Linked DNA regions of Homo sapiens: region 2 is linked to region 1. A link is a loop called in an ENCODE intact Hi-C map of the cell type or tissue named here. Cell type or tissue: heart left ventricle. All regions are shown on one strand.

What was found. Peaks named below come from ENCODE experiments on the same cell type or tissue, not always from the same donor. Only the 100,000 strongest peaks of a DNase experiment are listed, where the experiment ranks them.
Region 2: it touches region 1 in a loop (2.0-fold over the local background); 2 of 110 quality-filtered maps call a loop at or near these places.

Annotation. Positions count from the first base shown.
Region 1 is chr2:100,893,396-100,898,395 of GRCh38, reverse strand. The region is part of intron 1 of NPAS2 (neuronal PAS domain protein 2); the gene reads right to left. Among named protein-coding and RNA genes, the nearest start is that of NPAS2, 76 kb to the right of the region's middle. In heart left ventricle, no CTCF peak of the experiment used is centred here; a DNase peak (open chromatin) is centred at 2,795; H3K27ac peaks cover 2,883 bases.
Region 2 is chr2:100,752,272-100,757,271 of GRCh38, reverse strand. No RefSeq gene overlaps it. Among named protein-coding and RNA genes, the nearest start is that of NPAS2, 65 kb to the left of the region's middle. In heart left ventricle, no CTCF peak of the experiment used is centred here; no DNase peak of the experiment used is centred here.

The DNA of each region.
Region 1 (5,000 bases):
ATTTTAGAATTAGCTTGTCAATTTCTATAGAAATGCCTGATGCAGCTGGGTGCAGTGGCTCATGCCCATAATATCATTGCTTTGGGAGGTTGGGGCATGAGGATTGCCTGAGGCCACGAGTCGTCTGGGCAACACAGCAAGATTCCGTCTCTACAAAAAAGTAAAAATTAGCTTGTCATGGTGGTGCATACCTGTGGTCCTAGCTACTTGGGAGGATGAGGCAAGAACACTGCTTGAGCCCGGAGTTCAAGGTTACAGTGAGCACCAGCCTAAACAACAGAGTGAAACCCTGTGCCTCAAAAAAAAAAAGTGATAGCTTGATGCGATTTTGATTGAGAATGAATTGAATTTGGGGATCAATTTTAGGAAAACTAACAATGTGCAGGTCTCTGATCCATGCACCGTGTGTACTATCTCCTTCTATTTGCCTCTCCTCTTGGGCTCTGTGATGAGGCAGGAGAATGTATATGCCAAAGCACAAATGTGCCAACTGCATGTGATATACAGTGATTCAACAGATACTCCCTGAGTGCCTGGGCAAGGGGGAACCCACTGTGAGCAAAGCCGCTACTCTCATGGTGCTTACATGAGGCGGGGGATGCATGTGTCAGGGGAGTTGGGGAAAACTGCAGGCAAGCAAATAAGTAAACACAGAGCCTGTTCTTTGGTTATCACTGCAGTGCAGGAAAAGGTGAATCCTGGGTGGGACGGGGTTCGGGGAGTCTTGTTCTGATGTTTTAGGGAGTCTTGGAAGACCTCCTTGATGAGATGCTATGTGAGCTGTGACCTGAAGGGAGTGTGGGAGTGAGCAGTGAGGGTGCCTCCCCCAGACAGCAAGGAAAGCGAGGAACAGCCCAGAGGCCAGCCCGGTGATTGCTTTGGTGAGGGGGAGGTGGAGCCAGGGGCAGAGGGGCATTGTGGCTTTTGCTTTATGTGAGACGGGAAGGCACTGGAGGTTTTGAACATGAGTGACAGACACCTATCTCAGAGGACAGCGGTGAAACTTAAATGAACTTAAGTTTGCAAAGTCTGGCCTGCAGCAGACACTCAAAAACAGGTTCTCTACTTTGATGGCAAGGATTAGGCAAATTGCATCTTCACCCATTTCACGATGGCTCGCCCAGCTATGATATGGTTTGGCTGTGTCCCCACTGAAATCTCATCTTGAATTTAGTTCCCATAATCCCCATGTGTCCTGGGAGGGACCAGGTGGGAGGTAATTGAATCATGGGGGCAGTTACCCTCATGCTATTCTCATGATAGGAGTGGGTGCTCATGAGATCTGATGGTTTTATAAGGGGCTTTTCCCCATTTTGCTCAGCAATTCTCCTTCCTGCCATCATGTGAAGAAGGACGTGTTTGCTTCCCCTTCCGCCATGATTGTAAGTTTCCTGCGGCCTCCTCAGCCATGTGAACTGTGGATCAATTAAACCTCTTTTCTTTATAAAGTACCCAGTCTCAGGCAGTCCTTTATAGCAGCATGAGAATGGACTAATACAAGCTCCTTACCCATATTAGGTGCTCAATAAATGCATGAGGAATGAAGAAGAAAAGGAAGGGAGGAAGGGAGGGAGGGAGGAAAGGAAGGACAAAGCCAGGGCCAAACCCCCATCTGAATTCCTGTGCCACTACCTGACATTCACTCCCACAAACCTCCCCATGATCGTGGTGGCTCCAAGGTAATAGTGCTTACAAAGTACATTTGAAGGGACAGTTATATCCTGGTGACTAAAATTAAAACAAAAACTTCTGCATGTGCAGGAGCTACTGACTAGAGGGAAAATCCACTCAGACAGCACTGGCAGCCAGGGCTCTTCAGGAAGGCCCAATGGGTCCCTCACCAACCCCTGGCAGCTGCCAAGTTCTGAAAAAACATAATCTCATTTTGTCTCCATCAGTTCTGTGGGTGGAATGGGCTGGCTATAGTTATCCTCCACTCATAAATCAGGCAGCACCACCCCCCAGCAAGGCTAAGTGGCCTGCCCACAGACACAGGCTTGGGGACAGAGCAGACCCTGGGCTCTGCCTCCTGGCACTGACTCAGGAGGCCTTTCTCCAGCCACTGCTGCTCAGAATAGGGGGTTTCCGACTTCAGAGTCAGTCTGATTTAAATCTCCATTCCAACCTACTTGCTCTATGATCTTGAGTAGGCCCCTTAAACCTCATGAGCCCGTTCCCCTCATTCCTAACACAATGCAGCTAACACCCACCAGGCAGCAATTGTGCAAGGTGCAAACAGGAAGCAGGTCACAGGTATGTGTGCAATAAAGGACCCAGCATGATGCCTGGGGCACAGAAAGCTCTAGGTGAGTTCCATTCATTGCACACCTGCCCCACCTAACTGTCCTACCCCTTCTGTTCACACTGTGGCCACTGAGCCCCTGCTAAGGGAGGTGACACTGAGCTTCAGCCTTTCTTATCTACTTTGAATTTCAACGAACACATTCTCTGCACAGTAAGGAGGTCACCAGGGGTGAAACAGAAATGGACTCTGGGGTCACACAGACCTAAGGTTTCAGAGAGGGGCTCCTAAACAGAGACAGAAAAGGCCATATTGGTAGGAAGAGTGCCTTACAGCCAAGAGGCACCCGCAGGCAGGGGCTCCAGCTGAAGCCTGAGTCTGCCCCACCCCTAGGGACTACCTGTGGCTGCTGCAAACAGGACTGTGAGGACCACTGAGTGGGGGCATGGGGGTAAGGAGCTCTGCCAGGCCCAGTAAACAGACCAGCTGGGGAATCTAATCAAGCAAGGCCAGTGGAGCACTGAGTGTGGAGGGGCGGGGAGGAGGGCTGGAACTCCTAAGGGAATTGGCAGACAGCCACCCCTGCTGCTGGCAGGCAGAGCTACTGGGGCACACTGGGTGTCAGAGTTCCTGGGTCCAGCATCCACATCTGTGAAAGGGAGAAAGGCAGTGGTGGCCTGGGGTCAGGCGACCCAAACTGAGACCGACCCAGGCTTTGCCCTTCAGTATCTCTGTATAACCTTGGACAAGTGTGATGCTCCCAGCCCTAGCTCCCCAACTGCAAAGTGAGAGAACAGAAGAGCTTTTCTCACTGTTTGGCTGTGAGACAGCATAAGAGAGTCCAAGGGAAGCCCCCAGCACAGTCCCCGGCACAAATAAGTCATCACAAAATTGTAGCTGCAGAATTTTAATCACACTATCACTAATGATCATGAATTAAAGGGCTCACAGTAGAAACTGGTACTTAAGCCCAACAAGTGTCTTTGGGAGAAACAGGATAATCATTCCCTTCTACCAGTGTTGAAAATGTGTATGTGTGTGTGTGTACGCATGATGGACAGACAGACACACATACGCTGTCTAGAATACTGGACTAGCTAGTGATAACTGTATACAGTACCCTTGACACAGTAAACTCCATCTTAGAGAAAGACTCCATCTTACATTTTAAAAGGCACCTTGCCAACAAGACTGGATGTTTTGCCTAATCAATGAAGACTGCTTCCAACAAGGACATAACCAAGTACATTCCTCCACTCAGTCCTCACCAGAGGACTCTGCGGCCATAAGAGCAGTACTTCACCAGCTAGAAATGGCTGTCCCCACAGACTCCATCTTGCTGTCGCTTGTGATCAGCACCCAGCATCCACTGCCCAATGCTCTGCCCACATCAAAGACTCTTCCTTGTGAGACCAATGGACTGCCCAGACCAGGCCAGGACATTCTTTTTTTTTTCATGTTGCTCTCCCTGGACTGGTCCATTAACCCTTTTCTTTTGATGTTAAATGTTACTTCATTTATTGTGAAATGTTTAATCATTTATTTATTGATAAGTGTACTATTATGCATGGTTTGCAACACTGACTGACCTGTGGAGTGGCTTGAGCCTGTGTGCCCGCGGCTCTGACTCCTAAGTGAATGGGAAGTAGTAAGGGGAAGTTCCTCCTTGGGAACTCAATGGAGCTTCCAGCTTTTGTGATTGAAATCACGTCAATAAAAGTCTGACCTTGTGGAGAGACACAAACATGCATGGACCTGGTTATCACTGACCCTGAGCCGCTCATAACTAAACAGGAAAGCAACCGGCCATTGTGAGGTTGTGAGGAAGGAGAGAAGGGAATGGAATGACTATCAGGTGAAATGACTGGGGTTTTCCTTCACACAGCAGACCCTCAAAAAATCTGTTGACTCTAACTGAAGCAAAGGACAAAAGTGAAGCCTGCAAATGACATTCACACACCCAGGTGAAATTTCTGCCCCAAAGGCTTTAGAACATTCTTTCTCACAGCCACCTACTACACAACTGATTAGAATTCTGGCCCCTGGCAAATGGGGACCTGGAAATGGCAGCAGGATTATTTTGTCACGGCATATCCGCCCTGGGTCCCAAGTGCGTCAGCAGTGAGACAGAAGACTAATGAGTCATACAAGTGACAGTCTCCCCCAGGGACTAGCAGCTCACCCAGGTCTCCAGAGAGGGCCTCATGCAGCACGCACGGAAAGGCATGTTACTCCACTCATGCAGGAGGTAGCAACCCTTTTCTCCAAAGGGCCACCTGGTAACTATTTTAGGTGCAGAGCATCCAGTCTTTGTTGCAACCACTCAACTCTGCCATTATAGTGCAATGCAGCCATAGACAACATGTAAATGAGTGGGCATGGCTGTGTTTCAATAAAACTTTATTTACGAAAACAGGTTGTGGGCCAGATTTGGTCCCCAGACAGCAGTTTGCCAAACCATGTTAAAGAATCACTGGAATCATGACTAAACTTTCCTCTTCAGTGTCTTTTAATTTAGAATTTTTTGTAAAGTCTTTATAGGCCCAGTGGGTCACTTTGTATCATCATGAATTTTCCCTGAAATGACTACCCCAAGCCTGTTGTGTTGCAAGGCCTATGTTTTCACAAACATAAAATCATGATGTATTGAAATTGGCTGAGAACTGGTTTGAATTACAGGTCCCAAGTTAGCTGGAAAATCCTAACACTCTTCCCCACCATACCAACCAAGCCTGGTAGAATTTAATCAAAAGAAAAA
Region 2 (5,000 bases), 140 kb after region 1:
ACACGTTGGTTAACCCTACTTGATGCCACAGCATCGTCACACGAGGTTTGTAACTGCTTGTCCATGTGTTCACCACCCCACTAGTCTGTGAGCTTCTTCTTTACCTATTGTCAGTGCCTAGGACCTAGTGCCTAGTACCGATACACAACAGAGCTAATCAATGTTGTTGAAAGATCAGGCTGGAATATTGTACTATAAAACCAACAAAACTACATTTTAAGGGGATACAAGTAGAGACCATTTAAGATGAAAAACTCAGTTGGATAAATACAAAATGGGGAATTCGTGGCTTGGAAATATTTCCTGTGGAAAAGAGCCAGGGCTTTTGGCTCAATACCAAAGGCTGTTAAATAATAGCATATGGTAGCATCAGGAAGTTGAGAGCCCTTCATCATTAAAGATAATCAAGCAGAGAATATAATGAACCCAGGAATCCTATGTCATATAAGAAAAATTTCCCTTTCCATTTCTGTAAAAGTGACCTCAGTTAGGTAGCCATTATTTCTTAGCTAGAATGATGCCATTTCCTTCTGGGTCATGTTTTTGCTTCAAATTCCTCCCTCATGGAACATATGTAGGCCCCATTTATTGACTCCTCAGCACCTGTTTCTTCCTTCTTCCTTATTTGCAGAATTCTACTTTTGTTGGGGAGTCCAGCCTTCCTCCCAATTTCTCAGGTGTAAATAAAAATCAGGTGAAGCCAGTTGTGGTGGTCCCATTCTCTTTATCCATGATTGGTTTAGGCCAGGACATCTGACTCAACTCTGGCCAGTGAGTTGTAAGGGGAAGTCTCCTGGAAGCTTCCGTGAATGATTCCCTCATTCCTGAGAGAGATAGCAGGAAGAGATCTTTTCTTCTTCCTCTGGATATCGTTACATATGATTGCCAGATCTGGGAACTGAGGCAGCCCCTTTCTTAGAGGGAGCTACACTGAGTAGAATGCTGACATTCTGAGAATGGCAGAGCAGAAAGATGGAAGGCTGCTACTGAAAGAACCAACACTGGGACACCTCAACTTCTCAACCATCTTTTGAATGAGTTAGTAAATGCCTTTGTTGGTCAAGTCATACTGAGTTGGGTTTTCCGTTCTTTGCAGCCTAAACATCACAGGAGATGCACAGAACACCCTACTACATACAGTGTTGCCAGACTAACCTTTATAAAAGGCAATTTCGATCATGCCACACCTCATCAAAAACCTCAAATTTCTCCCTCAGTTTCCAATGTGTTTAAAATCAACCGCTCAAGCCTTGCTTTCCAAGGTGATTTGTCTTCTGCACTGAAATCAAATTTAACTTCCTGATATTTTGTCCATACGGCTGTTCCTGCATGGGGTTCCCATCCTGGGGTCCACTTCCCTTCCACCCCTCTTTGTTTGTTGAAATGTTACCTCTAAGGCACCTTGCCAAATCCTACCTTTTCCATGACAACCTTTTATGGTTAGCATTCCTTTTTTTCTGAACACTGCTCCCTGCCCTAGTGCTTTTGGGTACCTCTCTTAGGACTTAATATATTCTTCCATGTTGTATTATTACTTATATAGCTTTCTCATTCTGCCTACTAGTTGGTGAGCCCTGGGCACAGGGACCACATCTTGCTTGTCTTGGCAGGTTCAACAAATTCCAATTTGGTGCTTCACAAGGTGGACGCTCAGTAACCACTTGTTTAAATGTTGTATTGGGTGAGACATCAAAGGTCCTTCCCAATTCTTAAGCTCTGTGGTTTCTGTGCCTTCAGCTTTCTAATTTTGACTTAATTATTAAAACAGAGAAGCACTGTAACCTCTAAGTAAGAATGTGAAATGGCTCCAATCGAGTTTGAATTCATTAGGAAGACAATTCTTGAAACTTGGTCCTGTTATATTTATGTGTGGATAATCATGCAAAGGATTTAAAATTCCTAGGCTTCAGTTTCCCCTCTATCAAATGGGGATAATAGTGGTTACCTCATAAGGTTGTTGTGGGGACTAAGTGAAATGAATTATATGTAGCAATCCCTTCTGAACGTTCACTCGCATCCATGTCCCTTCCTTCTGGTTTAACTCTTCCTTCTGGTTTAGCTCAGCTTTGTGCAGCCAGGAACATCTCCAAGGGAATTAGCTAGTCCAATTCCTTTGTCGGTGGTGAGTTGAGGCTTGGAGGGAATTGTGGCTGATATGATATGAGGAAACATCTGCTTGGGACATTCTTGGAGAGGTTTCCTCATTCATAGAAAGAGACCCAGTGGAAGAGTCAGCCTCTTCTACTGAGCATTATCATCTTGAGAATGACAGCTATATTGTGACTGCAAGCGGAGCCCCAGGATGGCAAAATGGGATGGTGGCTTTGATGGCACTGAGTCACTGAATTAGCCAACTAGGAATGATCCTACTTTGGGACTTCTGTGATGTGAGGTAGTAAACCTTCTTTATTGTTCATGCTATTATTCAGAGCTAAGTTTTCTATGACTGCAATTGAAAGCAGTGCCTTACACGTGGTATGTATTCCACAAATGTAAAGTTGTGCATCATTTAGTCCTTTCCTATCATCTCATATGAGAACATCTGAGAAAACTGGAAAGAAAAATACTTAACTAAATTAAAATAGTCTTGAATAAAACAACTTTTATAACTTGACAGTTCTTTTTTGTTTGTTTTTGCAGAGCTTGCTGATTATGAAATAAAAAAAATCAGTCAGGGCAAAGGCTAGAATAGGTGATAAATGCAACCCATCTGGTGCTATAAGAAATATTGAACATACCAGGAAAAAATACAAATAAATGTAAAGGTTAACTTCATGCCAATATTATCTACTGGAAACTGATGTCTTGTTAAAACTCTAACATGTTTTATTTTCATAAGACACAGTGAAAATAGAAAAATCATAAACCAGTGCAAGAAAAATAAATGGAGGCTACTCCTGGGATTGAAGATTTAGGATTGTTGAATGTTAACAAAACTAGGTTTTGCTTTTTGTTTGTTGCTTTGTTTGTCTTAAAAATCAATGGACAGCCTTTGAGTAAAAGAATCTGCCAAAATATTTCTGGAGAGATTCCTAGGGTCAGTAGAAGAGACTTTCTTCCTCTTTCAGCTTCTTAAGGGACAAAAAATAGAAGTATATAAGATAGCATCTCTAAGCAAATCTACCCATATACCAACTATCTGAAAGAAAGGCTGACATTTCATTGCAAAGAATGTGGAAAGTTAGTTGCTTAAAAGCTAGGTATAAGCAGGTTCTTCTCCAACTCAAACTTCTCCCTGTTCTGGCCTTAAACGAATCTTGGAAGCTTTGTCCTTTGTGGACTGTGTAAGACTTGGACATTAAAACTCACTAGTGTGTCCAATGGACTTGAAAAATAGAAATCCATGGGCTATTGTGGCTTCATGTAGGAGGAAATGAATGCTCATTTAGAATTCTTTACCTAAAGATTAGCAGATAATGCCTGAAGGACTGAGAAAGAGGATCCAGAAGCCTAGCAAAGACCCTCTGTGCGTAGTTGGAACAATGAATACAACTTTATTTCGAGCATCCCCCTGGTTCAAGCCTGAGATGCCTGTCACTGGTTCCTGAATTCCTGACTCCCAGCAGGCAGGACTCCCTCCTTCTGTGCTCAGTCTCAGGGCTGCTCCTCTTACCAGCAAGCCAGGCAGTTTACCCATATGCAACAAGGTCCACCCATCAGCTCAGGATGCATCAGTGACTTGGCCTCCAGCTCTCTAAGTCTGCTTCCAGAAGCTTCCCAAGTGTCTTTCTATGAAGCCACTGAAGGTTGAGAGCCTCCACGTTTCCCTCCCTGGGTAATGAGGTGAACTTACCATCCTCTCGTTTGGAATTTCAGTGAGCTGAAGGCAGATCTCTGCTGCTGGAGACAGCTTGGTGGGAGATTAACTCTTGAGGTAGTGCCTGCCCTTCATATCCCCCCTCCCTGATAGACACACTTGGAACTGGGAGAGGAGTATGGTAGTTTCAGGTAGTCATTATAGAGTTGGGGACCACTGAGGATCCTAAAGAGCAAAACTTTTCTGTTGTACCAAGACTATTTGTAGTTGGTTTGAGAACAGAGTGTTTTGATCTAATACTCCCCAAAGAGCAGTGGGCCCCATCTCAGTTCCTTTGGTACCATGCCCATGTTTCTGTACCATGTCATGACTGTTGAAAGGAGCTTAGGCTTTGGAGATATGCCAATCTGTGTTTGCATGCTGGTTCTGCCACTTACCACCTGGGTAACCTTAAGTTAGTTACTTAGCTTCTCTGAGCCTCAGTTCCTTCAGGTCTAATACTGAGATTATAACTCCCAATTAATAAGGCTGTGGTGGGTTGAAATGAGATAAAGTGTATAAAATGGCTTGCATAGAGTTGGTGCATGGCAAATGCTAGAGAAATGGGTGAATATTATTCCTCCCCATTTATCACATTGCCTTTGACGTGGTTTCATACCATCTGCAGTGTTTGATGACAAGCTTTTGAGAACAGGAACTATTTGTCTTCTATTTTGAGTATCTAACCCTGTACTTGACTCATAGGTATTGCACAATAAATACTTTTTGAATGAATGGAGAAAAGACATTCATGAATCTGAAATTTCCACTCTTCTAAACGTAGAATAATTGAGAAACTGTGTTTCTGTATACTTTTCTTGTTGTTGTCTTTTATGAGATGTATAGATTCATTTTCAGTTTTCTCATTCAGGCAATAGTTTGAAATGATATGCCACCTTCATACTGTATAATAATCATATAGTGAAGTGAAATAGCTACACTACTATCTTAGTCTGTCTCTATATTTGTTTTTTGTTTCCATATTGGTCAGGTCAAGCAAGATGACACTATGGTAATAACCCCCACATCTCAGCGACATGGCAGGTCGCTTTCTCACTCATGCTATATGTTCAATGTGGGGCAGCAGTGAGGGTCAGAATGATAAAGATTTTGTCAGAGCATGTAGAGGAAAGGGAAGCTGGTGAATGACGCACCAGCTCTTAAAGCTTCTCAGAAGGGGCATACATCTGGCAGGGCACGGTGG